Regions from separate parts of the Homo sapiens genome. Here regions 1, 3, 4, 5 and 6 are each linked to region 2. The links are chromatin loops, found by intact Hi-C in ENCODE. Cell type or tissue: GM12878. All regions are shown on one strand. Region 1 overlaps RALBP1 (ralA binding protein 1). Region 2 overlaps ANKRD12 (ankyrin repeat domain 12). Region 3 has its middle 19 kb from the start of RAB12-AS1. Region 4 has its middle 29 kb from the start of NDUFV2. Region 5 has its middle 110 kb from the start of NDUFV2. Region 6 overlaps GACAT2 (gastric cancer associated transcript 2).

Region 1 (4,000 bases), 370 kb before region 2:
TTTAGATACCCAATCAAAACACATTCTTTCCAAGTATGAAATTTAATTTGTATACATATGGAATAAAGATAAATAGAAAATCCATTTTGCTAATATACGTAATAGTTGCATGTAGCTGACCAAAGCATTCACATGTGGGGCCTAAACATTTACTGCTTCTTGGTCTTTTGGCTAAAGTTGGGTGTAGTATCTGTTCTAGGATTTCTGGAGCAGGGAGATGGAACAGAAGCTTGCTTGGACCACTCCATGTATTGACCGGGTACTGCACTAACTCTAAGAACCGCGCACCAAGAAAACCAAAACCAAAACCATGTCATGCCTCTTAGCTGAGCTAAGGAAATGCATTATATGACTGTGTCCATAAACGTGTCTCTTGGCCAAGAAGCTTCCTTCACACAGTTAACCTTTCTTTTCTTGCTGATGGCCCTCATACCACTGAGCCTCTGCTTAGAGAGGAAAGAAAAAAAAAAAAAAAAAAGCAGGCGCCTGGGAGTGGTGGCTCACTCCTGTAATCCCAGCACTTTGGGAGGCCGAGGAGGGCAGATCATCTGAGGTCAGGGGTTCGAGACCAGCCTGACCAACATGGTGAAACCCTGCCTCTACTAAAAATACAAAAATTAGCTGGGTGTGGCGGCAGGCGCCTGTAATCCCAGCTACTCAGGAGCCTGAGGCAGGGGAATCGCTTGAACCCAGGAGGCAGAGGTTGCAGTAAGCCGAGATCACGCCACTGCACTCCAGCCTGGGCAACAGAGCGAGACTCTGTCTCAAAAAAACAAACAAACAAAAGAAAAAAAAAAGCAGGGTCTGAATGCAGCCCTGTTAAGCAATGCTGCCAGTATACTTCACTTTGTTTTAGTCCTGGCTGCTGCAAGCTATGAACAACTAACGTGAAATCCTCCTAATGGAAGGAAATATTAAAAAAACAAATGCCAGAACACCAAAGAAAGGCTGGGGAGAGGGGTGGATTTTTGTGCAACTGGTAGGATCAAGGAAATGAATAAGGCTTAGGATCCAGGCCAAATTTTCCTCACAATAATTTTTCTTCCTTCGAAAAATGAAACTGAAGTTATTATTAAAAACCATCAAGTGAAGTGCACATTCCCAGTACCTGATACTCTGTAGATGCCTTCACACTTCATGCCATACTTCTCTACGTAATCTATACATTCACGGAAAACGGCTGGCAGCCGAATGCCATCATACATCATGGTCCTCTCTACTGCATCAGCCAAAGGAATTCCAAAAATGGGTTTGAGATTTGGAACATCAATCTGAGGCACCTCTGGCTCCTGAATTGGCTTTTTCTTTTTCTTCTTTTCCTTCCACTGTTTAACAACATCAGCTGCTGTCAAGTCTTTTGACTTCTTCTCTTTATGTTTTTCTTCTTTGTGCTTTTCTTCTTTATGCTTTTCTTCTTTGGGTTTCTCTTTTATTTTAAAATCCTTTTCCTTCTTTTTAGAAAAGCTGGGCTTCTTGAAAACATGGATTCCCTTGGACCTCTTCATTTTAGAAGGACTTTCTGCCTCATCTCCAGAGCTATCTTCCTGAAAGGCTGCATAGCCTTCAGCTGCCAAAGAAACAGAGACAGTATAAGTTATATGTTTGTTTAATGTCAAACTGTCCATATGCTTTCTAAAAACAGAACCAAAAAACGGTGCCACCTGGCACCAGCTAATCTAGCTTTTCACTTCTTGGCCAATTCCTCCTGGGCACTCCCAGCAAAGAAATGGGTTTCTTCTCAAAAAGAGATGTTGCAGTGACATCTCTTGACCACAAGAGGGGGACAAATAGATAGCAGTTACCATCCTTACAATATTAGGAGGGGAAACAGGGTTTATATTACATATGTGTGTAAGTGGAATTCAGGCAAACCAAACATTAGAGATACACCTGAAAGGCTCTACATAGAGGGCTAATGGAATGAATCCTTTTCTAAAGTAGACCGAGCATCCTTTCATCACGTGAGTCGTGTCCTCTAACATACTACGGGTTGAGTATCCCTTATCTGAAATACTTGAGACCAGAAGTGTTTCAAATTTCAGATTTTTCTGGATATTTGCATTATACCAGTTCAACATCTCTAACCCAAAAAATCTGAAATCCAAAATGCTCCAATGAGCATTTCCTCCAAGTGTCATGCCAGTGCTCAAAAAGATTCAGATTTTGTAGCATTTTGGATTTTCGGAATAGGGATACTCAACCTGTGTTCACTTTACCTACCCTAGCTTTTCCAGCTAAGTGCTGCCTAGCCTATAACTTTAGGCAATCTCAGAGAATGACGAACTGCACTACTGTTTATGTGTTTCAGTTATTCTCCTATGACACTTCACTCTCCTGTCACCAGCTGCTAAGTTCTTTATGGAGACTGCAGCAGGAACTGCAGACTCTTTTAAGTAGAGGATTGAACTGAGAAATTCCCTCATCTTTAGATGGTGGCCAAATCCACTGGGCCCACTTCCCTGCATCAGAAACCTCTGGTTTTTCACACACTGACAAATGTGCCCAATTGCTTTACCAACCATGTCAGAGTTGTCATAGTTTGGTTTTGTTGTTTTTTTTTTTAATATCTGTAACTCTCCTAATTCTTTTCCTTAGCTAGCTACCTTGCAAGCTATTATATAAAAGATAACAGCTATTTCCTAAGTTACCCTCTAACTAAAATACCATGTACCCCACACCAACCAGAATGGCAAGAATCTTAAGGACAAAATACCATGATGCTTTAGCAAGTGGAATATTCATACATTGCTGGTGAGAAGGTAAACTGGTACAAGCATTCTGGAAGACTGTTTTGCAGGGATCTACTGAAGCTGAAATACACATGGCCTACAAATGAGCAATTCCACTCCCAGGCATAAACATAACAGAAATACAAAAACATGTACACCACAGAAGCACTATTCATAACAGTCAAAAACTGAAAACCACCCAAACAAGCAACAAAAGTAGAAGAGATTAATAAACTCTAACATATAATGCAATGAAACAATATCTAGTGCAAAGATGAACAAATTACTGCCACATGGAATAACATGAATCAATCTAACAAACATGTTAGGTTAAAGCTGCCTCCTCATGTATTTTAAGTTTGGCCTAAAGGTTTCTCCGAACATAGGGAACTGTAACCTAACTGGATGTGTACACAGACTGTAATCTACTCTTGTACCAATTACAGAGTTTTGGCCAATCACAGGGGGGCAACTGTTCAAACTGCTCAAATAAGGCTAATGCCATGCTATAACCAATCCAGCTGTTTATGTACCTCACTTCTGTTTTCTGTGTGTCACTTTACATTTTCCGTCCATAAATATTACGTGACCATGTGGCAGCCCCAGAGTCGCTCTAAATCTATTCTGGTTTAGGGGCTACTGGATTCCCTAATCGTTCTTTGCTCAATTAAACTCTGTTAAACTGGCAAGGCAGGGTGGCTCACACCTGTAATCCCAGCACTTTGGGAGGCTGAGGTGGGCAGATCACTTGAGGTCAAGAGTTTGAGACCAGCCTCACCAACATGGTGAAACCCTGTCTCTACTAAAAATACAAAAATTAGCCAGGCATGGTGGCGGGTGCCTGTAATCCCAGCTACTTGGGAGGCTGAGGCAGGAGAATCACTTGAACCTGGGAGGCAGAGGTTGCAGTGACCCGTGATCACACTATTGCACTACAGCCTGAGCAACAGAGCAAGACTCTGTCTCAAAATAAAAACACAAAAGAAAAAAAACCCATTAAATTTAGTTTGTCTAAAAGTTTTACTTTTAACATATAATATTGGGTAAAAGAAGCTAGACACAAATAGAAGTATGCGTAAGTTTAAAATCAGGCAGCATCAATCAACAATAAAAGAAGTTTACTTATGGGAGGGGTAGGTGATTCCCTTTAAAGAGGCACAAAAGAAAATTGATAATGCTCTATTTCCAGATCCTTGTAGTGGTTACACAGGCATACCCACTCATCAAGTTGTATACAATTTGTGTACTCTGTGTAATTCTTCAAAAACAAA
Region 2 (4,000 bases):
AAGCTCAATCCAGTAAACAAAGGATTCATTTTTTATTGGTGCTGCTAAATATTATACCTTTCGGGAAACTGAGCCTGACAAAGAATTCAGAAGACTATACAAAATAAATACATTACAGGCCAGGCACGATGGTTCACTCCTGTATTCCCAGCACTTTGTGAGGCCGAGGCGAGATCACCTGAGGTCAGGAGGTCGAGACCAGCCTGGCCAACATGGTGAAACCCCGTCTCTACCAAAAATACAAAAATTAGCCGGGCGTGGTGGGCGCATGCCTGTAGTCCCAGCTACTCAGGAGGCTGAAGCAGCAGAATGGCTTGAACCCAGGAGGTGGAGGTTGCAGTGAGTCCAGATTGCACCACTATACTCCAGCCTGGGTGACAGAGTGAGACTCCGTCTCAAAAAAAAAAAAAAATAAAATTTAATAAATAAATAAATAAATCATTACAAATAGTCGGTTTGCTTTAGCTATATGTCTATTATTACTTTCAAAATTCCACAAAGGTAAACCTACAGGATAGAGTTCTATTTAGATAGTCCAATTGCCTGAAATAATAAACAACCGGTATCTACTAATCCTAGCCAAATCTAGGTAAAATACATTAGAAGGAAATTAGGAAAGTAAAAAATAAGCACTATAAAACTTGGGTTCTAATTGTAACTTGAAATTTCTAGTAAACTCTTTGGCTTTCAGTTTCCTCATTTTAAAATGATGTTCATTCCAATTCTAAAATTCTACTATTCTTTATCTCCCCCAACCATCGCTTTCCTTAATATAGATATCATGAAAAGTATGTTCAATAAACACTAGTCTAAATGAACTAATTCTCCTTAAAATGTCAAGAAAAATGAATTAAGTCTGTGATGTTAACTTATTTAAGTGTGGGTATTTCCTTTAGCTATCATATCCTAGTTTGCTCATGCAATTATTCTATCACTTAGCATTTATTAAACACTTACATGTCACATAATGGAACTAAGATGAACAAAACACAATCCTAGCCTGAAGGGAACTGACAGTTTTTAACAGAAAAAAGACAATTTAGTTACCATGCAGAATAATAAATGCTATGTAAGCAAGCACCCAATTTGGGTGCATGCGTACGGAGGTAGGGGTAGGGAATTTCAAGAAGAGGGAACACTAAAATAGAGTGTTGAGGATGACTCTGAGGCAGGTAGATATAGATGGGGCTGGTGTGGGAGGAGGATAAGCATATGCACAGGTGTACACACATGCCCACACACAAAAGCAGACCACAATGAAGGAACAGCAAAAAACTGAAGCAGAGTGGGACAGAAAATGAGGCTGAAGCAGGAAGGGATCTCATCATGAAGCCCCTTGTCATTGTGTAGTCTGTTCTTTATGGTAACAAAAAAGGCTTCTAAAAAAGTAGTGACATAATTCGAGTAGTGTGTTCAGAAAGGTGCCCTTGGTGAAACTCTGGAAGATGGACTTAAGAGGAATTACCTAAGACACAAGGAGACCACTTAAAGCACAATGACCAGATTGTGGCGGGGGGAGGATCACAGGGGACAGGGGTGGAAGAGTAAACAAGAACAAGAAGCCTAGAATGAAACCTAAGTTCTGGCTCCAGCAATAAATAAGTAAAATTGCTTTGGAAATAATTTAAGCAATTAGCATTTATCTGTTGTATTTATCTTCTAATAGTAATAAATAAACACCTCAAATTTTTAAAAAATAAAATTTTCATTACTTCATTAAATATTTACAAGACTTTAAAGAGATGTTTTTGACAACATGAAACATCTGATTGTAAAGGATCACATTCTAACAATACATTTAGAGTTTGTAAATAAATATGGGCAGTTATATTTACAATTATCTATTTGCCTAGGGTATCTTATACATACATACATACGTGTGTGTGTATATATATATATTTTTCCCTCCCTCCAGAATTGTTAAGGTAGGTATATAAAATATTCATCTGCAATTGAGAGGGTTGGCACAGATGACTTCTAAAGGTCTGAGATTTTTTAAATGAGTTGCTGAGTTTACTGACCTTCTGGCCCTAACAGGTTCTAAATTGCTGCAACTTCCATAAACCAGTAGAGGGCTGCAACAGCTCAGAGAAAATGGTTAGCCAGCTTTACTTGCATTTCTGGCACTGGGAGCAGAAAATACTACCAATGTTGAAAAGTAGAATCTAATAGCCACTGTATTCACTTCACTGTCAATAGGGAAAAAGTTTACAGGTTCTAAAAGGATTCTAAAACCCTGAAAACTAGAAAAATTCATAATTAAGAATTCTGCCATCTCCTTTCTCTTCTAGCAAAATGGTAAACTGTTTGAAGGCCAAGTAAAATTTCACAGAGTAAGTACAGTGAAAAAGCCAATCAAAATGAGTTGGCAATTCACCACTTCCTTTTAGACCTATTGCTCCACACAACTGATCTTCCTAAAATAATTATTTTGTTTGGTTCCTCTCAAATCTATACTTTATTAGTTTTGTTCTGCATACAGTGAAATGTTGAAGTTTAGCTTTCACTAGATTTCTAGGTACATTTCTACTACATACATAAATCTTATTTTCAACTCCTCTAGTCACACTGCTCTCACTACTATATACGATGTGCAACAGACTTAAGATGGAAGAGGTCAGGCTTCACTGAATAGGTCACAGTTGAGATGAACAATGAATAAATAAAAGGATTTAAATAGGTCTAGAGAAAAAGGAAAGTTCATCATGCTATTTTTTGTACCTTTTAAATTATCTAAAATATTCTAAATAAATTTTTTTGTATTTTATTTTTGCCCCCTCTGCAGCCCCCCACAAAAGATAGGCTATTGCAGCCAATCTTTGCAACATATTATAACAATTATAAATAAGGCTGGTGCTAATCTTAAGTATTGCTCACAGCTTAACCCCCAAAAGTGCCCTATCTCACTTTTACTGCTTTCTATAAAAATGACAGGCACGTACTTTAGCCTTAAATGAAAGGATTTTTAACTACTTAAATAATCGATATAGTTTTAACAGTGGTACATAAGATAAGTGAGATTGGGATAGGTCATTAAGAAACCAGAATAGTTTACAATAATCACTGCTTCTGCAATATAAGCCTGAGATCCTAAAAAAAAACTACGTCCAAATTCTTGATGCAGTTGTGGAGAGCTGCAAGTTGTGTCCCTACAAGACAGCAATCCAAGTAATAAATAAAGTATTTCTAACTTACATACAACATCATTTCCACCCTGATCCAATAATATGACGGGTAATAACACTGCTCAAATTACAGATTAAAATTGTCACTTCCATGACTATACCAGGACTGAATTGTTTAGGCCTTTTAGTCTTGAACTGCTACGTTTTTCTTTATCCTGCTCACTCTCCAACACAAACCTACCTCTTATAATATACACTAGATTTCAGAACAACTGTATATTCCAGGGCATTCAAAGGAAAACACACTTTAAACTGGTTTAATGTAGCAGTATATGTCACTGGTAGCTCTTCTGACCAAAGTCACTTAGAATTATAAACTGTTTTCCCTGCCAAAGCATGTTGATGAGAAGGAGAAATATGGTAATGAGGGACCAGAACAGAGTAATTTCACTGTATTCTAATAGCTGAAAGAAAGTAATGTGAAAAGGCTGGTACTCTGAAAACTCCAACATCAATGCAAAAGAATAAGCGTGTATTTGGTTGGTTTTTAATTTTTTTTTATTTTTATGGAGATGGAGTCTCACTATGTTGGCCAGGCTACTTTCAAACTCCTGGCCTCAAGCAATCCTCTCACCTCTGCCTCCCACAGTGATGGGATTGCAGGTGTGTGCCACTGTGCCCAGCCAAAACTCTTTTGTAGATGGAGTCTCACTATTTTGGCCCAGGCTGGGCTCAAACTCATGTTCCTCCCACCTCAACCTCCTGGAGTAGCTGGAATTACAGGCATGTGCCACTGTGCCAGGCTTGGTTTTATTTTTAAAATAGAACACTTTCTGACATATAACCACACAAATGTTTTTGAATCGGGGGAAAAA
Region 3 (4,000 bases), 490 kb after region 2:
AGTGACCACGGCCAGTGTTAACTTTCTCTGTGAATTCATCCGAGCAGAAAGTGAGCAGAACCAATGTTATTATTTCCAAAACAGTGAAAACAAGGCCGAGGTTCTGTGTAGTGCCTGTCTGGGCTCATTTGGTATCAAATCATTAGCCATATATGAATCGTTCCTTTTTTTTTTTTTCCTTTTGAGAGAGACTCTCTGTCACCCAGGCTGGAGTGCAGTGGCACGATCTCAGCTCACTGCAACCTCTGCCACCCGGGTCCAAGCGATCCTTCTGCCTCAGCCTCCAGAGTAGCTGGGATTACAGGCACATGACACCATGTCTAGTTAATTTTTTTGTTTTTTTAGTAAAGACGGGGTTTCACCATGTTGGCCAAGCTAGTTTCTGATCCAAGTGATCTGCCCACTTTGGCCTCCCAAAGGAATCATTCTTATTATGCCAATCAATCATTTAGACCACAATCTAAAGGAACACTCTATGGGAAGATGCTGCAAACAGTTGTCCGGTAAAACACAAAGTCACATATTCATTGGATTGAGTTTAACTTGAGCCTTTGATTCTTGGAATGGCTCCTAGCAATGGTGTTGGCATCTGCTACTCTCTTCCAATGACTGTCTAGGGAAGCCCAGCTGCCAAGGAAGGAGGCTGAGCATACTACAGCTTCCTGCAACAACACGGGTGACTCCCACAAACATCGTGCTGAGCAAAAGAAGCCGACCTGAAAGAGCGCTCCATGTATGGTTCATTTCTGTCAAGTTCACAACCCAGCAACCTAATCCAGGGGGTTAGAAGGGCGTGCAAGGGCACTCTTGAGGTTCTGATCCTTTTCTTGTCCCGGGCGTGAATACAGTCATCGTGAGGAAAATTTATCAGTTGAACAACTCATGATTTGTGTTCTTTTCTTTATGTATGTTATACTGCAACGACAGCTTACCAATACAAAACAGAACCAAACCAAAACCCCCCAGAGGAACTCGCCCTTGAGAAGCCCTGGTTCCCCCAGCCCAGAGGACCCTGGGCCCCTGGGAGCCACAGCTGGCTTCCCTGATTGTTCCCCACTAAGAGGCCAGGAGAGAACTGTCTTTTTCTCAACTCTTATTTCTTACCACCTGCCCCTGCTCACCCCACAAAGGCCTCTCCAAGCATACCCTCTGCCTAATCTCCATTGCCCAGGAGAGAACTGGAGCAAAGTTAGTATCCTTTCCTGACTCCCTAAACCTAATCATTACTTGCCTATCATCAGATAGCAAGAGAAATCATGCTCTCTTCTAGCTGGTGTTAGTTAGATCCCAACTCTATGGTATCCTTGCCCAGGCTATCTACGTACAGAATTCATTAGAGCATCTACTCGATTCTCCCTCTTTTTCCTTTGCAGAGACTTTTTGATACTCCCTGCTTTTTTGCTGCTGACACTGCACTTGAGAGTGCTGAATCTTCTTCTTCTTCTTCTTTTTTTTTTTTTGAGACGGGGTCTTGCTCTGTTGCCCAGGTTGGAGTGCAGTGGTGCGATCTTGGCTCACTGCAACTCCACCTCGCGGGTTCAAGTGATTCTCCTGCCTCAGCCTTCCAAGTAGCTGGGACTACAGGTGGCTGCCACCCCACCAGCTAATTTTTGTATTTTTTGTAGAGACACGGTTTCACTGTGTTGGCCAAGCAGGTCTCGAACCTCTGACCTCAGGTGATCTGCCCTCCTTGGCTTCCCAAAGAGCTGGGATTACAGGCATGAGCCACCATGCCTGGCTGAGTCTTCTTTAAACACTTTCCCAATCTTGTGAGGACAGTGCCACTTTGTGGAAAGTGGCCCTTGGCTACCCCTGTCTTTTGTGGATTCCTTATCTACGACCCTCCCTGCTGTGTCACTGACAGACCCCCCACTCCTGTCCTCAGCAGGTCCTGTGATATATGCCAAGGTCACGAGTCACAATCTTTGAGTGTAGTCCATGACTAAAGTTTAAAAAGCAAATGCCAAGTAGATTTAGTGAATAAAATACAGTTTTGTCTTCCTTAAATGGCACCTAGAAAAAAAAAGCAAACAATAAATGTTATCAAAAGAGTTACCTTTAAAAATTATTGTACACTGTCTACATTTAACATTTCTTTGTGCTTAAAATTCTTCAGCCTTCTAATTAGGGAAATTCCCCTGAGTTCCAACTGAATTCATTGTGTCTGTTCAAATTGCAGCTAAAATGTAGGGCATAATTTTTAAAATTTACATTCCTCTTCTAAATTATACCACATCCACATATTCAAAGGATCTATTTTAATTATGTATGTTTTTTAAAATAATAAAGATTCTAATTTAGAAATAATTGTACAACGTATAAATGATAGTCTAACCTGAATTTTTTATCATTCGTGCTCTGCCTCCTCCTAGTGGAAATTTTGTATAATTGCACCAACTCCTCAGCGATTATTATAACACCAGGATTATTTAGAGTCCATATAGTTTCCCAAGAGATTTGAGGTGGCTTAATGAACATACACACTATAAAAAAGTAAACTAAATAAGTTGAAATGCAGGTTTACAGTGTATTCACTAAAGGTAATAATGGATTCCATGAGAGGTTTCCTAAAGTTGTTTCATTTTGGATGAAGGCATGACACCAAGTCAGAAGACAATTCCTGGAGTCAAGACCATGGGTTTCTTCATGCAGCTGTGTCTGAGCTGTCTTGACCTGGGAAATAATGCTAAAAGAAAAGAACAGAGAGTATGACTTTCAAACTATGCTCCACGGGATTTTCGATAAAGTTGAGCAGCAGGTATTTGAAGCTGGTATTCAATTTCAACAGCTTGGAGTGTGGGCAATTTGTGTAGCTGATTAAGAGCAATCCGTATGTTTTAAAAGCACCAAACAGATGGTAGGACTGCTGTCATTTCTGGTGGAAAATTAAGAACCTAATGAAAATGCTAGATTCACGAGATGACCAGCCGGGTCTTAGTATTCAATTTATTCACAATCACTTGATACTTCCATTGGCTTTTGTCAAATAGGCTGTGGTAAGTTATTTTGGGATCAGTCATGGGGGGAAAGAGAAGGAAACTGACAAAGCAACAGATATTTAAAAGAGCAGGGACTATGTTAGTAACCTTCATTTTGCTATCTCCCTTATTGTCACAACAATTCTATCAACCTACCTCACAAAGCCAAGTGGGGTTAGGACTTTGCTGAAAGAAAGATTTCTCCCTGTTTTCTTCTAGAGGATTTTTAGCTTTAGGTGTCATGCTTAGGTCTATGATCTTTTTTGTAGAGAGTGCAAGGCGTAGATTGAGGTACATTTTTTTTACATATGAATATCTAATTGTTCCAGCTATTCACTGAAAAATCTATCCTTTCTCCATTGAATTGCCTCTTTCCAAACTTGTTGAAAGTCAATTCACCATATATGTATGACTCTATTCTGTTCCAGTCATCTGTATGTCTATCCTTTCTTCTCCACTATTTTTTTTCTTTTCTTTCTTTCTTTCTTTCTTTCTTTCTTTCTTTCTTTCTTTCTTTCTTTCTTTCTTTTTTTTTTTTTGAGACAGGGTCTCACTGTGTTGCTCAGACTGGTCTTGAACTCCAGGCCATCCTTCTGCCTCAACCTCCTGAGTAGCTGGGACTACATGCACGCACCACCATCCCTGGCTTATCCCTTATGCCTTGATTACTGTCGATTTATAGTTAAGTCTTGAAATTAGATAGTGTGGATCTTCCAACTTTGTTGTTCTTCAAAATTGCTTTAGCCTTTCTAGTTTATTTGTTTTTATATATAAAGTTTAGAATTAGCTTGTTGATTTCTACAAAAAATCCTGTAGGGATTTTGATTGGATTGGTGTATCTCTCTCCACTTGTTTAGGTCTTTGATTTTTTTAATCAGAATTTTGTAGTCTTCAGCGTGTAGATCTTACATATATAATTTGTTGTGTGTGTAGGTGTGTGCGTGCTGTTTAAATAGTACTTTGAAAAAATCCAACCTTCAAGTGTTTATTGATAGTAAATAAAAATACAATTAATTTTTGTA
Region 4 (4,000 bases), 75 kb after region 2:
CTCTTCACGCCCTCCAGCTCATTCCCCACGTGCAGATGAAGAAAAAGCAACAAAGAGCATCTAGTACATTGAATGCCTGGTAAAAAGGCATCCTCTTCCTCATCAACATGTATGGAGCATTCATGGGTACAGGCTTCAGGCCCACAGAAATGAAAGGCAAATAGCTTGAGTCGGAATCAATGATTAGTTCTTCCCCGGCTCTGTGACTGCGTAGATGTATGGTCTTACATGGAGAAGTTTGTATCTTAGAGTCTCTATAGATGCCCCACCCATTTCATACATCTATTAGGAATACGAAAGGTGCAGAGGTAAGTGAGAATGCTTCTTATGCTATAAACCTGTGAACCACCACATGGATGTGAGTTACTGTGTGGTGTAAAGAATAACAAAAAATATTAGATATACTGGTTTTGCTGTTTTTAACAACTGAAAGTGCTACTATTAGGTGTCTTACTAATTGTATTCACAGTAAGAATAATGAGCAACTTGATCTTTCTACTTTGAGAAGAATGCTTAATTATAGATAAGAATAGGTAGAAGTGACCTAAATTCAAAAATATTTCCAAAATCAGCAATTCATGGTCAAGATGAACTTAGCACTTAAATTATGTGACTCATTAGTAATAACTTTCTAGGTTGTGCCATACTAAAATTCATGTTTTTCTCTCATAGTTATGTATTATTCTATAACAAAACACTTTTATTTTTCTGTTTGTAAAAGTAATATGTATTCATAAAGATTCAGATGATATAAAAATGTCATAAATTAGCAAGAGAAAATCATTTATAAATGTCTTCTCTTTAGCTACTTCAAAAAATATTATAAAATAAGTAAAACTTCTAAGTTAATATAAAGAAATTTTATGAACAAGCGTTACCTGTGGGGATTTTAATCTCTCATACATGTGGTTATTTCAAAAGAATATGATCACATTGCATAAAATGTACATTTTTGTTTATGATACATTTCTAACTTATCAACTATTAGTTCTTGCAGGGAAAATGTCTTGCCAATATGTACTTGAGAAGACCATCCTTTTCAGTTGAACAACAAGAACCAAAATGTTAATCAAATATGTCCAGTGACTTTACAATTTGCAGAGCAACTGAGAAATATAGAAATTGGGCTGGGCATGGTGGCTCACGCCTGTAATCCCAGCACTTTGGGAGGCCGAAGCGGGCAGATCACGAGGTCAAGAGATTGAGACCATCCTGGCCAACATGGTGAAATCCCATCTCTACTAAAAATACAAAAATTAGCTGGGTGTGGTGGCACGTGCCTGTAGTCCCAGCTACTTGGGAGGCTGAGGAAGGAGGATCACTTGAACCCGGGAGGCAGAGGTTGCAGTGAGCCAAGATCGTGCCACTGCACTCCAGCTTGGGCGACAGAGTGAGACTCTGTCTCAAAATAAAAATAAAAATAAAAATAAAAGAAATATGAAAATCGTTAGTAATGGGAATGATGTGAGGAACTCAGTATTTTTAAGCTGTTAGATGGTAGGGGGCGAGAGATAAAACCTTCACGGCATATGCTTACCTTGTAGATCATTAATAAATACAGGCAACACTATGGCTCTGACTTTACACAGCAACAGTTCATCTACATTGCCACAAGGAAGTAGCCAGGGATATTACTAATTTTAAATACCAGCCCGTCAGCAAGAATGAAGCTGAAATTCAGGGCTGTTCCAAGAAAGGGCAGAAACATGCCAGGAGCGCTGAGTAAACTTTCAGTCTGAATCCATGTGAATTACTGGGGAGTCCTGGATTTCGAAATTCTTTTGCGGTTCACACCACCCACGTGTCAGTAAACAGGCTAAGGCTAAGGCTACTCCTGTTCTATATTGCCACCTAGTGGATAATGATACCCGCGTTCCTTCGTGCATTTGCTTCAGAGAGACTTGCCCTAGTTAGCAAACCAGCTGATGAATATTATTTGAGACACAAATGAACTAACCTTTGAGTTTGTTTCCTTTGGACTTTGAGATGTCTGTTTACTGAAGCGAATGTGGCATTTCATCATCTTCGATCAGCCTGTAGGAAAAAATAAGCAGCATTTATAAATGGCATCTCTTCAAGAATTAAAAATGCATAAAGGTGGTAATATTTCCACTGAGTAGCCGTCAGTAATTAAGTTTTTAAATTTCTCTTTTTCTCCTTCTCTGTCTTTCCTATTTACTTTTGAACCTTTAATTACTATACTGTGTCATTTCAGGCAAAACAATGCTAGACCCAGGCTTCAGGTTCCATTGTTGTAGAAACAACGTATTAGTGGATCCTGATATCAATATGAGCAGCATCAAAAAAAGGAAAGATCTATTTTATTTGTTTATTTATTTATTTGAGACGCAGTCTTGCTCTGTCACTCAGGCTGGAGTGCAGTGGCTCGATCTCGGCTCACTGCAAACTCCGCTTCCTGAGTTCAAGTGATTATCCTGTCTCAGCCTCCTGAGTAGCTGAGACTACAGGCACGCACCACCACACCTGGCTAATTTTTGTATTTGCAGTAGAGACGGGGTTTCAGCATGTTGGCCAGGCTGGTCTCGATCTCCTGACCTCGTGATCCGCCCACCTTGGCCTCCCAAAGTGTTGGGATTACAGGCGTGGGCCACTGAGCCCAGCCTAATTTTTGTATTTTCAGTAGAGACAGGGTTTTGCCATGTTGGCCAGGCTGGTCTCAAACTCTTGACCTCAGGTGATCCGCCCGCCTCGGCCTCCCGAAGTGCTGGGATTACAGGTGTGAGTCACCACACCCGGCCAGATCTATTTGAAATGATTTGAAGAGGCCAGGCGTGATGGCTCACACCTGTAATCCCATCACTTTGGGAGGCCGAGGCGGGTGGACCACCTGAGGTCAGGGGTTCGAGACCAGCCTGGCCAACATGTCGAAACCCTGTCTCTAGTAAAAATAGAAAAATTAGCTGGGCGTGGTGGTGTATGCCTGGAATCCCAGCTCCTTGGGAGGCTGAGGCAGGAGAATCGCTTGAACTTGGGAGATGGAGGGTGCAGTGAGCCCAGATCACACCATGGCACTCCAGCCTGGGTGACTGAGTGAGACCGTGTCTCAACAAATAAATTAATTAATTAATTAAATAAAAAATGATTTGAAGAACCTCTTTACTGTTTTCCACTGTATGGTCCCACTTACCGGAGATATCTAAAATAGTCAAACTCATGGAAGCCAGGAGTACAATGGTGATTGCTACTGGGGAAGGCTGGGGAAGGGGGAATGGGGAGTTGTTCAAGGGGATACAATTTCAGTTATTAAAGATGAATAAGTTCTAGAGATCTGCTGTGCAACATTGTGCCTATAGTTTACAACATTGTATTGTACACTTAACCTGTGAAGAGGATGGAGCTCATGTTACGTTTTTACCACTTTTTTTTTTTTAAAGATAATTAAGGAAGACTATGAACAAAAATAAAAAAAGAGAAAGATTAGACTAGAATCTAAAATGTCAGAAGGGGCTGGGCATGGTGGCTCATGCCTGTAATCCCAGCACTTTGAGAGGCTAAGGTGGGTGGATCACTTGAAATCAGCAGTTCGAGACCAACCTGGCCAACTTGCTGAAACCCTGTCTCTACTAAAAATACAAAAATTAGCTGGGTGTGGTAGTGCATGTCTGTAATTCAGCTACTAGGGAGGTTGAGGTGGGAGGATCACTTGAACCTAGGAGGCGGAGGCTGCAGTGAGACAAGATTGCACCACTGCACTCCAGCTGGGTGACAGAGTGAGACTCCGTCTCAAAAATAAATAAAATAAAATAAAATAGAACAAAATGTCAGAGTGCTTCTCACAGGTAGAGTAAGTGTTGCTCTGTGAAACTTCTGTTGCACACATGTGTATTTGTGTATACTGAGGCATGATGTAAAGGGCTTTTCTTTCTGTAGGTCAAGTTCAAAAATGTTTAGAAGCTTCTGTTCTATTGTTCTAAAAAATCAAACTAAAGCTAAAATCCTCCTTGTATTTCAAATGAATTAGGTTTTCTTGTATATAAAC
Region 5 (4,000 bases), 160 kb after region 2:
CAGTCCCCTGCTGAGGAACCTCATGCAGGATGGTGCTCATAGCTGAAGGTGGAGAACCCAGGGCAGCCTGTCACTTACAACACAGCCAGACTCCCAAGAGTCAGCAAACCTGGCCTGGTGCGGTGACTCATGCCTGTAATCCCAGCCCTTTGGGAAGCCAAGGTGGGCGGATCACCTGAGGTCGGGAGTTCGAGACCAGTCTGGTAAACATGGTGAAACTCTGTCTGTACTAAAAAAAAAATACAAAAATTAGCAGGGCATGGTGGTGGAGGACTGTAATCCCAGCACTTTTACAGTACTGGGCGTGGGTGGTGGACGCCTGTAATCCTCAGCCTCCTAGCACCTGTAATCCTGGGAGGCTGAGGCAGGAGAATCACTTGAACCTAGGAGGTGGAGGGTGCAGTGAGCTGAGATTGCACCACTGTACTCCAGCATGGACGACAGAGCCAGACTACGTCTCAAAAAAAAAAAAAAAAAAAAGAGGAAGAGTCAGCAAACCAGGGACATTTTTTTCCTTGATGCCTCTACTCAGCCTGCTCCAGGATGGAGCCAACAGAACTCTTTGCTCCCTGCCTGCTGATCACTTTCCCCAAAATATGTGAACCAAGACACTGTTCCCAGGTGGTCCTGCCACCAGTCTGGCTGCAGCTCTCTCTTCCCCTCTTCCTCTCTCAGTGGTCAATCCCATTTCTGCCTTTGTTATATACAGCACCATTAGTTGACAGTCCTCCTCCTATAAGAGCAGATTTGAATGCAAATAACTACAATTCCCTGGGCTATTCTCTGACACTGGGGATCCTTAGATATACCTTGGGAGACACCAACTCAGAACGACTGAAATAGAACAAAAAATTGAAGCAGTTGCAATTTCACAACCTGGATGAGTGAATTGAGTAACCACCTCAAGCGAGAATCTGTGTGTGCACACACAACACAGCAGAGGACGATGCCCCTCGTAGAGTTGCAGTCTGTGGTTTAGAGAAACAGAAAATATAATCTGAAGGAAGGAGTCGAAAATGGCATTAGGAGACAGAAACAAAGAGGAGGGAGATGACACTTTGGCTGGGGAAATCAAGGGATGCTGGATGAAAGGAGGGTCATAGGCCTGGGGAAGAGGCCAATTGGGTTCAAATCCCAGCTTTGCCATGGACCAGCTCCAGGACCTCACTGTGCCTCGGTGCCCTTAACCACGTAGTGGAGGTAATCATACCTACCTCAGAAGATTGCTGTGAGAATTACATGAGAAAACACTCATAAAGCCCCCAGCACACGGCAAGTGTGGATTAAATGGAAGCTGTTGCTTCGCAAGTTTCATGGAGACCACATTTGATCTGGATATGGACATGTGCACAGGGAGGGTCCATGGCAGTATCAGGGACTCCCACAGGAAAGGGCTCTCAAAGGAGTAACAATCCCCTTCTTTTGTGCTGAGGAGGCTTAACGGTGCCAATCCTTAGTGGTACCAATTTTCAAAAACTTCTCTTTAAATGTAATAGGCCTTGGAATCAACTGCTAAAGAAAGCCACTAATTAAAAAAAAGGTAGGGCACACAGGCTTCCATTGTGGGAAGGACTATCCAAGTCTCATGGTCTAAAGGTACCCACCTGTAAGTGGGCAAACTACATTCAGGGGAAGTCTGGACAGACTTGCTCGGAGAGGGCATTTCTCCCCAAGGTGGCTAGGTGGCGATAGAAGCACGCTAAAGCAGCGACGATGTACCAATCCTGAGTCGGCCCTGCAGCTCTCAGGCTCCTGGTAGCAGGCATCCCCCACCCCACACACAGCCCACCAGCACCCCACATATCCCCACCGCCTTCCTCTCCTCTCATCCTGCCTTTCTGTCTTCAAATATTTCCTGAAAGACTAATATATCTCAGGCAAATACATGCACTAAGATGCAGAAATGTATGAAAAATTCTATAGAAATACCAAGCTTTACATTTAATATGAATGTTACGTTGTCACGTTTGAGAAATGCATATCTGTTAAGAAGTCTCATTAACACCCTAAAAGATCCCCTTAAAGCTTTTACCTACCAAACGCTGTTCAAAGTTGTTGGGACTATACTTGGTTTAAGAAAACACAACAAAACGTTTAACAGTAAGTATGGAAAGAGGACAGCTTTGCCAAAACACAGTCTTGAGTTCAACTCCTAGCTGCAATACCAACAGCAGTATGACCTCAGACAAGCTATCTGATCTCTCTGAGCCTCAGATTCTACAACTATAAAAGGTGATAGATCATTGCACGTATACGGATATGACATTTAGTAGGTGCCTGACAGACTGGAGTTTCTTGCACTGTGCTCTCTAGAGTAGGAAAAGCTCAGCATGTTGCTACCTGGGTAGAGAAAAGAGGGAAGTGTCTGAGCCAATGAGTAGAGACACTCTCTCTGCAGGCTCACCTGGGGAGAAACTGAGGGACTAAATGCACACAGCTCTGCACACATCAAACATCAGTTAAGCACCCCGAGCACTTGAAACTTTGGGGGAAAAGATAAAGGTAGTCTAAAATGTGCTTATTACCAAGCAAGAAGAGTTCAATCCAAGATTTTTCTTGAGTGCTTAATCTGGGTGAGGCCCAGGCCAGGCAAGAGAAGGATTATCACAAGCTGAGTGGGAAACTGTCCAGGTGGCGAAGCTTTGTGAGCAATGGTGTGATGCCTGGGCAAAGACAGAGTGGGGGCAGAGAGAGAGGAAATAGAATCGAGTCAGGAGAACTGTTCCCTTGTGTGCATGCCGTTATTAGTCATTTTTGTCAGCTGGTTTCTGGGTAATTGATGGCACAGGCTCAGAGTTGGTTGACGTGCACCGAGGGGGCACTCCTAGGGGAATCTGGGTCTGGATTGAGCCGCAGTGAATTTGACATGTAGTAAAGTACTCAGGAAATGCAGGTGCTCCAGAAGACCTCAGAAAGGGTTCATTTTAAGATTGTGAAGTTTGCTGTTAGAACAGAGCTGTGATGTGTAAGAATAAACTTGGACTTGTCCAGAGAGGGTTATTTCTCCCCAAGGTGGGCTCAGGACGCTTTGCTTGAGGGAAGGTCCAGTGTCACTATCTGTCACCCATGGGACTTTAGACAGGTAACTCATGACTTATAAAGCAGGGCTTGTGGTGGACAGAGTCCTAGGCCTTTCACCTGGTATACACGCCCTGGATAACCGCCTGCCGTGAGGGTGATGGGACCTGTGAATATGGTGGGACATCACAGCCATGATTATCTTTCATTGTATGGCCAAGGTGAAGGGATTCTGCCATTAGAGTATCCAATGAGTTGGTTCTGAGTTAATGAAGGGGAGGTTATCCTGGGTGGACCTGGCCTAGTCAGGTGAGTCTTTGAAAGAGGGTCCAGAAGTCACAGACAAATGGGAGTCAGGAATATTCTCCTGATGGCACTTATTTATTTATTTATTTAGAGATGGGGTCTCACTATGTTGCCCAGGCTGCTCTCAAACTCCTGATCTCAAACGACCCTTCTCCCTCAGCCTCCCAAAGTACTAGGACTGAAGAAGCAAACTGCCTTGCTGTGGAGAAAACCACACAGCAGAGAATGATAGGCAGCCTCTAGGAGCTTAGAGCAGCCCCAGCTGACAACCAGCAAGAAAGCAGGAACCTCAGTCCTATACCCGTCGGGAACGTTGGCTGCCATTGTAGCGGGGGCAAGCCATCTCTGGAGCCAGCCACTAGTGGGCTTGGACGAAGACTTCAGTGACATGAGATGAGATGAGATTACAGCCCAGCTGACACCTTGCTGGTGTCTCAGCCTTAAGAGACACTGAGCAAGGGACCCAGCTGAGCCATGCTGGACTCCTTGACCCATGGAAACCGTGAGATAATAAACGGGTCCTGTTTTAAGCCACCAGGTTTGTGATGATTTGTTACATAGCAATAGAAGGCTAAGACAGGACCTGTACTGCCTACTTTGCAGAGTTGTTTGAAGATTAGGAAAAAAGTATGTAAAGTACCTGGCACGTAGAAGACTACTAATAAATGGTAGCTTT
Region 6 (4,000 bases), 450 kb after region 2:
TCCATCTCAGAAAAAGAAAAAAAAAAAGAGTCATCTCTCCTGCTACAGGACTTCCAAGTAAGAGTCCTCTGAAACATTCACGTGGGTAAAAAAATCTGTTTATCATTATCTAAGGCTAGAAGTACATGTTTTACACATAAACACAATACTTTTACATATAAAGCAGTATTTTTTAAGTTTTTAAAATATTTTTTAAAAGTTAATATAACTATTAATTGACAAATCATAATTATCATAATTACATTGACAGAGTACACCGTGTTGTTTTGATATATGTATACTAAAGCAGTATGTTTTTAGGGTTGTTTTACCATCAACTGAATTTTTTTTTAGGAATGAAACCACAGTAGAAATCAAGACTGGGCTGGGCACAGTGGCTCACGCCTATAATCCCAGCACTTTGGGAGGCCGAGGGCAGTGGATCATTTGAGGTCAGGAGTTTGAGACCAGCCTGCCTAACATAGCGAAACCCCATCTCTACTGAAAATACAACAAATTAGCCGGATGTGGTGGCACATGCCTGTAATTCCAGCTACTCGGGAGGGTGAGGCAGGAGAATCACTTGAACCCAGGAGGTGGAGGTTGCAGTGAGCCGAGATCGCACCACTGCACTGGGTGAGAAAGGGAGAGTCTGTTTCAAAACAACACAAAGAAAATAAAAATAAAATAAAGACTGCATTTTATTTGGAGATTTTCAATGCATTTTTTATCTTTGATCATTGCATTGAGGGAGTGCCACTCAAGGGACTGGAGTCATGAATAGAACCCACCTGTATTTGTCCGTGTTTTAGCAGTTGCTTCTATGTAGAGCATCTGACTACTTCATTATATATTTTGTAGTATATATGTACCTAAGCTTTATATATTGAAATAGATATTATTTTGTTATAAGTTGGTTTCTTATTATTTCTTTTTTGTATTACCATTAGAGAAGTATATCAGTTTTTAAAAATATACGGTTAGGGGAGTGACAACCACAAGTAGTGATTCTCATTTCAAGAAATTAAATGGCTACAAAACTGGTGTCCAGAATATATAAAGAACCCTTGCAACTCAGCAATAAAAAGACAAGTAACACAATTTTAAAATGTTCAAAGGATTTGAATAGACATTTCTTCAAAGAAGATATATAAATCACCAATGAGCATATGAAAATGTACTCAACTTCATTGGTCATTAGAGAAATGCAAATAGAAGTCACACCCATTAGGATGGCTAAAATAAAAAAAGATGAACAATAACAAATGTTGGCAAGTATGTGGAAAAATTAGAACCCTCATACACTGTGGATGGGAATGTAAAATGGTGCAGACACTTTGGAAAGTTGGCTATTCCTCAGAGATTTACCATATGACACAGCAATTCTACTCTTAGGTGTATACCCAAGACAATTAAAAAGATATATACAGGCCGGGCGCGGTGGCTCAGGCCTGTGGTCCCAGCACTTTGGGAGGCCGAGGCGGGTGGATCGCGGGGTCAGAAGATCGAGGCCGTCCTGGCTGATACGGTGGAACCCCGTCTCTACTAAGAGTACGAAAAATTAGCCGGGCGTGGTGGGGGGCGCCTGTGGTCCCAGCTACTTGGGAGGCTGAGGCAGGAGAATGGCGTGAACCTGGCGGGCGGAGCTTGCAGTGAGCCGGGATTGCGCCACTGCACTCCACCCTGGGCGACGGAGCGAGACTCCGTCTCAAAAAAAAAAAAAAAAAGATATATACACAGAAAAACTTGTACATAGATGTTCATAGTAGTATTCCAATACACATGCCCATCAGTAGATGAATGGATAAGCAAAACGTGGTATATTAATAAATGAAATATTATCCAGCCACAAAAAGCAATGAAGTACTGATACATGATCCAATATGGATGGACCTTGAAAACTATACTAAATGAAAGAAACCAGCCACAAAAGGCCACATAGTACATGATTACATTTGTATAAAATGTCCAGAATTAGCAATTCCATAAAGACAGAAAGTAGATTAGTAGTTGCCAAGGGCTGAGGGAAGGAGGAATGGGAGTGACTGCTGCTAATGGGTACAGGGTTTCTTTTTGGGGTGAGAAAAGTGTTCTGGAATTACATAATGATGATAGTTGTATAACTTTGTGAATATACTAAGACACACTGAATTGTATCTTTTAAAAAGTTAAATTTTATGGTACGTGAATGATACCTCATTAAAATAGTTACATGAGAAAAAAAGGCAAAATACAGGGTATAATTCAAGAATTTTAATTTTTAAATATAAAGTATTTATAGCCAAATTTGATTTACTTTTAAAATATGTCTTATTAAATAGTTTAATAAAAGCAAAACTGTTCTAGCAAAAAAAAAAAAGAAATTAAATGGCATTTGTAAAAAAAAAAAAAAAAAAAGCAGGTGGGGCTCTGGGGCTGGCAGGGTTGAGAAAGAGACAGCTCCTGCCCCGAGAGAGCCGCGATGTCCCGGAGGGTGCCCCCTTGTGGTGGCTTTTGGGATGGCACCCTTCCCCACTGGGATAAAATAGAATCTATTATGGAATGGTCAGCCCCACGGTGATGGGTGTATGTATAATTTAAAACAGCCTCCAGGTGGTTCTAAGAATCTTCTTTCATCAGAGGAGGCAGAATTCCCTTATACAACCTTTTGGCATGTTTGCTACATGTTTGCAACCTTTTGGCATATTGCCTTGAAATTGAACATTTGAACTCTTTTTCTCTTAAAACATAACTGCTAAACTTTCAAAAATTATCCTGGGATTCTAAGCTTGTTGCACAGGAAAAATACGTTGTTATGTAAGGAAAACTAATCAAAGTTCTCTACCTTTCCTGGTCAGCAGCATGTGTTTCCAAAAAATTTAAGAGAAATTAATGGGTTAATTGAGAACATTCTACATCTCACCATGTTTGCTCTTATCATAATTCACCATTGCTGATTTCTCTACCTACAGAGTTGCTGAACCTGGCTTGATTTTCCCATAGAACTGAAGCCTGAGGAACTTATATTTGTTTTGTCTGAGTTTCTTTCTCGGGAAACCAACCATCAGGGCTCCCAGATAGTATCAGGGAACTGAAACTTTTCAGATGATGGCATCCAGTCATGAGATGCACCTGCTGCCTGTTGACCAATTCCTCTTCTTTACCTCTCTCTAACCCCCTGCTATATAAACCCCTAACTTTAGATAGTTAGGGAGATAGATTTGAGACTGGTCTCCCATGTCCCAGCTGATGTCACCTGCATTAAAGCCTTTCTTCCCCAGCAATACTCATCATCTCAGTGATTGGCTTTCTCTACAGTGACAACTGGACCTGGCCCGAACCCCTGGCATCTGGCAACATTATTACCTGTCGAAACAGAAGTAGAGATTTGAAATAGAGGATGCCTGTTCCCATTTCCTCCTGCTGTCTGGAAGGAAGTCTGGCTTTCCAGCCCAACTCTAAGCTCATCTTTACATACAAAATAAGGGTATGTTTACATGGAAAGCAAAAATAGAACCATGGATTTACAGAAGGTTCCATAGCAGCAAATAACAGTGCTTATGAAATAAACATTTTAAATATTATTCCTGTGTAAAATTATTGTCAGGCATACTTTACCAATGAAGAGATAGAACAATGTGGGTTCTATGCCTGGACACAATGATTTGTTTAGTGACCTTGCACAAAATAGGCTCAGTCTTCCTGGGCCTTAGAGGCCTTGTCTATAAAATTAAGGAGTGGAATTTAAATAAGCTTTAATATTATTCCCAGCTTTATGAATCTGAGTAAGGTTGACTTAAAAGTGTTATTTTTATTACTTTTTACATTACTTTTTTTTTGAAATGGAGTTTCGCTCTTGTCGCCCGGGCTGGAGTGCAGTGTCATGATATTGGCCCATTGCATCCTCCGCCCCCTAGGTTCAAGTGATTCTCCTGCCTCAGCCTCCTGAGTAGCTGGGATTACAGGTGCGCGCCACCATGCCTGGCTAATTTTTTGTATTTTTAGTAGAGACAGGGTTTCTCCACGTTGGCCAGGCTGGTCT

The links. Hi-C counts contacts between places; a loop is a spot of excess contacts. Peaks named below come from ENCODE experiments on the same cell type or tissue, not always from the same donor. Only the 100,000 strongest peaks of a DNase experiment are listed, where the experiment ranks them.
Region 1: a loop joins it to region 2, with 2.8 times the contacts of the local background. A loop is called at or near these places in 14 of 110 quality-filtered maps.
Region 3: it touches region 2 in a loop (2.8-fold over the local background); 16 of 110 quality-filtered maps call a loop at or near these places.
Region 4: a loop joins it to region 2, with 7 times the contacts of the local background. A loop is called at or near these places in 95 of 110 quality-filtered maps.
Region 5: a loop joins it to region 2, with 6 times the contacts of the local background. A loop is called at or near these places in 20 of 110 quality-filtered maps.
Region 6: it touches region 2 in a loop (3-fold over the local background); 28 of 110 quality-filtered maps call a loop at or near these places.

The regions. Positions count from the first base shown.
Region 1 is chr18:9,514,412-9,518,411 of GRCh38, reverse strand. RALBP1 (ralA binding protein 1) reads right to left here. Exons shown (of 10, transcript NM_006788.4): 3 at 1,109-1,567. It also overlaps the pseudogene RNU2-27P. Among named protein-coding and RNA genes, the nearest start is that of RALBP1, 41 kb to the right of the region's middle. In GM12878, a CTCF peak has its summit at 1,771 (motif pointing right); a DNase peak (open chromatin) is centred at 1,921.
Region 2 is chr18:9,146,211-9,150,210 of GRCh38, reverse strand. All of the region lies in intron 1 of ANKRD12 (ankyrin repeat domain 12), which reads right to left. Among named protein-coding and RNA genes, the nearest start is that of ANKRD12, 11 kb to the right of the region's middle. In GM12878, a CTCF peak has its summit at 2,060 (motif pointing right); a DNase peak (open chromatin) is centred at 2,110; H3K4me3 peaks cover 501 bases; H3K27ac peaks cover 2,583 bases.
Region 3 is chr18:8,653,063-8,657,062 of GRCh38, reverse strand. No RefSeq gene overlaps it. Among named protein-coding and RNA genes, the nearest start is that of RAB12-AS1, 19 kb to the right of the region's middle. In GM12878, a CTCF peak has its summit at 2,382 (motif pointing left); no DNase peak of the experiment used is centred here.
Region 4 is chr18:9,071,630-9,075,629 of GRCh38, reverse strand. No RefSeq gene overlaps it. Among named protein-coding and RNA genes, the nearest start is that of NDUFV2, 29 kb to the left of the region's middle. In GM12878, a CTCF peak has its summit at 1,844 (motif pointing left); a DNase peak (open chromatin) is centred at 1,829; H3K27ac peaks cover 612 bases.
Region 5 is chr18:8,986,136-8,990,135 of GRCh38, reverse strand. No RefSeq gene overlaps it. Among named protein-coding and RNA genes, the nearest start is that of NDUFV2, 110 kb to the left of the region's middle. RefSeq lists an enhancer at 891-1,000. In GM12878, a CTCF peak has its summit at 1,686; a DNase peak (open chromatin) is centred at 1,718.
Region 6 is chr18:8,695,398-8,699,397 of GRCh38, reverse strand. GACAT2 (gastric cancer associated transcript 2) reads left to right here. Exons shown (of 2, transcript NR_120598.1): 2 at 3,277-3,542. Among named protein-coding and RNA genes, the nearest start is that of MTCL1, 8.2 kb to the left of the region's middle. In GM12878, a CTCF peak has its summit at 2,474 (motif pointing left); no DNase peak of the experiment used is centred here.